Regions from separate parts of the Homo sapiens genome. Here region 1 is linked to region 2. A link is an interaction called in ENCODE POLR2A ChIA-PET data of the cell type or tissue named here. Cell type or tissue: GM12878. All regions are shown on one strand.

The links. ChIA-PET counts read pairs that join two places held together with the same protein. Peaks named below come from ENCODE experiments on the same cell type or tissue, not always from the same donor. Only the 100,000 strongest peaks of a DNase experiment are listed, where the experiment ranks them.
Region 1: POLR2A ChIA-PET joins it to region 2 with 6 read pairs; 3 of 35 experiments call an interaction of 5 or more read pairs at or near these places.

What each region holds. Positions count from the first base shown.
Region 1 is chr5:143,115,642-143,118,141 of GRCh38, forward strand. The region is part of intron 17 of ARHGAP26 (Rho GTPase activating protein 26); the gene reads left to right. Among named protein-coding and RNA genes, the nearest start is that of ARHGAP26-IT1, 76 kb to the right of the region's middle. In GM12878, no CTCF peak of the experiment used is centred here; no DNase peak of the experiment used is centred here; H3K27ac peaks cover 194 bases.
Region 2 is chr5:143,317,487-143,319,986 of GRCh38, forward strand. All of the region lies in intron 2 of NR3C1 (nuclear receptor subfamily 3 group C member 1), which reads right to left. It also overlaps the pseudogene RPL7P21. Among named protein-coding and RNA genes, the nearest start is that of NR3C1, 85 kb to the right of the region's middle. In GM12878, no CTCF peak of the experiment used is centred here; no DNase peak of the experiment used is centred here.

The sequences.
Region 1 (2,500 bases), 200 kb before region 2:
GCCACCATGACAAGAGCAGATGTCATTTATTAAGCCATTATTTCATGCTAAGGGATTTACTTGCAGAATCATACTTAATCAGCCTTTCAAGTTTACAAGCTACAAGCTACATATTATTGCTCCCATTTTATATGTGAGGAAACAGGTTTAGAGAGGCCAGGTGACTTGCCTGCTGCCATCCAGCTGTTAATGTCTGTCTTATTCCAACTACTGTGCTATGATCTCCCTTAGCTTTATTGTCCAAATTTGCAAATTGGAGAGAATATTTGCACTTTATACCTCTATAGCAGTATTTCTCAAATAGTAGTTCACGGCATATAAGTGGCTCATGAAAACAATTTATTGGATAAAAATAGAATCGACAGGATAAGATGGGAATAGAAATATCAGAGTGTGTCATACTTACTATTCCTGAAAACTTTTGTTTCTGATATAGTGTGGGGGTGTGTGCCTGTCTGTTTATGTATGTGTGTATTGCTTGGTAAAATATACTTCCTACCTTGGGTCATTGTCAGAAAGTTTGAGCGCTACTATTATAGAGTTATTATATAGGTCAGATAAATGTAAAAAGTTGTTGTAGAGCTTTTTTAAAAAGTCTAAAATGCTCTGTAAGCCTAAGTTCCTGTTTAATATTGGAAGGTGAAGCAAACAAGGAAGGGATGGTGGATAAGTGGGATGAGCTGTTGCTCCACCCATCCAACCCATGGTACATTGTGAATCTGTCACTACATTGTATCCAGTGGAGCCAGTACTCCTCTTTGACATTTTTCAACATAACACTCTAGGCCTCAAGATGAAACTTATCTCCAAACCCTACAATAAGCTTATGTATTGTTGGAATACTTTAGGACCAGTCTGGTGTTTTAAAGTACTGCTTAGCACTTATAGAGCTCTGGCTCTCATTTAAACTCTAGGAAAACAGATGTGATCCCTATGACAGCCTGGGGGTCTCTGCCTTACAAGCCCTACAAGGGTTGGCTACTGCTATTCCCATCATAATGCTCCCTCTGCCACCATCCCCACCACCATCTTTATCTGGAAGTGATTTACCTCCTTCTGCCTCTCAAAGGACATCAGACCAAAACAGAGTCTCCATCTATTTCCTCTTAAAGCAAAGGTGGCAAGAGGCCCCTCTGCCAAGGCCATTTTCATGGAACATGCTCTTTCCTCATTGAATCCAGTTCATGCGGGAACTGCCTGAAACATGGGGTACCTATACCTCCCTACCCCCAACAACTGCCCTGAAGTCATGCCCCTCGGGAGATCCACTGCTTCTCAGTGGATGCAGCCATTCTGATGATCACAGAAGAAACTGGATCTCTCCCAAGTGAATATCACATGCAAAACTGTTTCTCTGCAGCAGCCAAAGGAAGCCTGTAGAATTGGCAGTTCTTTCAAAAGACGCCACAGCAGAGTAGTCCACGTGGATGTAGGGATCTGAAAAGCATGTGTCAAAGACTCCTTCACTGCAACATGAAGTGTACAAGAAGCTTCTCTGTGTAGATTTTAAGTCAAGACTCAACATGACATTCTGAGCCATGTGAGGAGGAACTCAGACAGCTCAATTTGACAAAAGAGCAGGTTCTCTGTGTTTTATAGACCTTGCTAATGAACGAGTCCCGTGGCCTCTGCTGGACCGGCTCCGCAGTGCTCTGCCAGCCTGTTTCCCATGCATCTGTAAATTCATCGAGCTATAATGGATGGCTGGTGCCTGCAGAGGCTGACGTCTAGGCCTTTCTGTCCGGGATACATAGAGATCTCAAGCCATTAATAATTCATTCTGGAGTAATGAACATAGCTGTACCAAGTTGTGAGCAGTAATAATCAAGTGATGGATCAATTTATTACTTCAGTGTGCCGAAAGATAATGGTCATTAATAATGAAAGGTGTAACTCTTCCCACCCAAAAAAAAGTTTCCTAAGACTTAGATCAATGTGTCTTTTAAGTTCTAAAATAACATGGATCATTAAAAGGGAAATGAATTATGCTGGGTAACCTCAAGCTTATTTATATTCAGAGTTGCTAATCCAGAATTAATATACCTTTTTTCCAAATGCCTTTGGGCACTGGGGCCTGCAAATCAGAGTAATTATTACTCATTAATTAAGTCTAAGAAATGGAACATAGCTGAAGACTTTGATAAGGGAGGTTGGGATAGTTGAGATACATTCCCCAAAAATCATTTGAAGTTTAATGAGTAAGTAGCTGGGTTGGGAATAATTGTTTTAGGCCTACTCAGAAACTCTCCTCATCTTTTATTGCCTTAGTGAAAGCTCATTGTGCACCTCCTGTGCCAAGCAGTGTGCTTAGCACTGGTGCTACCAAATAAAATACCATACTTCCTCTTCTCAGGCCTTGGTAGGGATGACAACACTGTGTAATAAATGCAGGAGCAGGCCAACACTTCTGCCTTCACTGGGTATAGAGGATTGGAGAAAGGTGAAAGGAAAGTACAGAAAGGAATGGGCCATTTGAGCTGAGCCTTGCATATTAACAGTT
Region 2 (2,500 bases):
CTTTTAAGTGAGGAACCCTTGGAACAAAATGCCTTGTTCCAGGTGAATACCTGAATGCTGGTGGTTCCCAATCAGAATGGCAAATGTAGTAGAAACCGAATAATTCCTGAGGCTGAGTTTATGTTAGAGTTCAGAGAGAGAAAACCATGCATAAAGCTAGATATGTCTACTTAGTTTTGTTGCAAGCAAAGCAATTGCTACAAGGAGGATTATGGGTGAAAGTCATGGATGGATTATGAGTTAATCACACACCTAGAGAAGCATGTAAAATGTGCAGGTAAATTACACCCATTCATTCAGGCAGACGTTTCCTGGCACCTGAATGAAAGGCAAGCACTGTGAGGATCCAGTATCATGCTACAAATGATAACGAACCTTGAAACTCTGGTCTAGGATGGAGTACCAGAATATTTTGTAGCCGCCTCTTGTGTCTCAGTACTATTACGAAGAGAATCAGCTTTACATACAGACAAATCTGGGTTCAAATCCTAGTTCCAGTGCTCTAATAGCTGTGACAGTGGCTAGCTGACTTAACTTCTTTGAGTCCATTCCCTTATTAGTGCCATTTTAGGGGGTTTGTGTGGATTATATATATTAGAGTTATATAAAGCATTGTTACATACTTGGTGATCATCACACAATAGGTCTCTACCCTACCCCCAAGGATTACCTTCTTCCTTTCTGGAGGATCTTAGGGAAAGAGAAGTGCTACAGTCTTCCCCATGAGCCTGTAGAAGGTTAATGGTCCTCCAGAAACTTAAGTTCAGGTAATTATAGATTGCCTTTTCTGATTACTACACCAAAATTGGACAATTTCGTTTTTTAAAGGTTTTAGTATTGCAATGTGGAATCCAAAACTGTTATCAATGAACTTTTGATTGTTACATTGAAATATGTCAGTCTATCTTGCACTTTGAATGTATCTTTTACCCATGCATGATTTTGTATTATCATGCATTAGTCATCTGGAAAATACTGGTTCACTGAGTTATGCAGATCTTTCAAATGTTGACATAGTTCATTATGTAATATAAAAGAGTCACATTTGTCAAGCTCACAGTGGCAGATACAAGTCTTCAAAAATTCTGATTTTTGCTTGAAACCTATATTTTATCAATTGGCAACAAATACTTTAAGTTGTTTTCCTTAAAGTGCTAAGTTTACTTCAGTCATTTTTGGGAAAACATCGCCAAATACCCAAGGCTGAAAACCAGAGTTTATCTCTCATGGTACTCCATGAAAAAAAGTAGGTTAACTCACAGTTTAATCTTATACACTTTTCTTTGAGACAACTATCAAATGCTATATGCGATATAAGTGGATTATGCACCTTCTCATTTTGTCACACTGACATGAGAAAGACCACATGTATTTAAGGGTTGAAATTTAATGTAATTAATAATTTTTTTGCTTCTTCAAAGATTTTAAGTGCATGACAGTGAATACAGTAACTACTGTATACTAAGATGCCAACAGTTTTACTCATCTTTGCTTTTGTACCATTATTGCAAATGCTGACATAATGAAATGGCAAATAAAGTACGTGTTACTGTGAAAATAGTCTGCCCTTTAAGGGGAGACTCCCAGGGCCCCATGGACCACACTGGAAGAATTGTTGTTATGGAGACTAGTAAGGTAAAGATTCTAAACCAGATAGGCTACAATTCATAACCTAATTCTACAATGTAATAGCTTGGTGACCTTTTAATCTTTCTCAATCTCAATTGCCCTATTGCTAATAGGAATGGTAATGTACCTGACAAAAGGATACAGTATCGCTTACTAAATTAGAGGCTTCCCTGACAGAGAAAGGGGCAGAGTTGGTAAACTATTACCCAAATGACATGATTGGCTTAGTCTTCAATTTAAGTGAATTAATCAGCAATTTTTCAGTGTAATGCAAGAAATCTATTTGGGAGAAAAAAAACAAAGATATTATCACCTCAGAAAGCAAGTGTTAATATGGAAAAAAATTCCAGAAATACAGCTGCTATAACTGGATTAATTTTTTACAACTACCAATAGAATATTCCCATTGGCTTGTCAGTTTTTGTCCAAACACCGTAACACAGTAGTTCTCAACAGAGAGCAATTTTGCTCTCTAGGAGACATTTGGCAGTGTCTGAAAACACTTTTGGTTATCACGGTTGGGGAAATGCTATTGGCATCTAAGTGAGAAGAGGCGAGGGATGCTGCTAACCAGCCTACAAGGCACAGGACAGCCCCCACCACAAAGAAGTATCCAGCTTCAAATGTCAATAATGCTGAGGATGAGAAAACCTGGCCATAAAGCTTTAAGCAACATAAAGTGGAAAAGAAAAAAAAAAAGGGACCAGAAACATTTTAAAACCTAAACTATGCTTAAAAATGCAACAACTGCACTACTGAAGCAGCCCTAAACAGTCCATTCAAGACAAGTCCAAAAAGAGATTCAAAACAGAACTGAAGCCAAGCCATGGACTATACGGCTTAGTTATCAAGTACAGGATTGGCTTGAGCC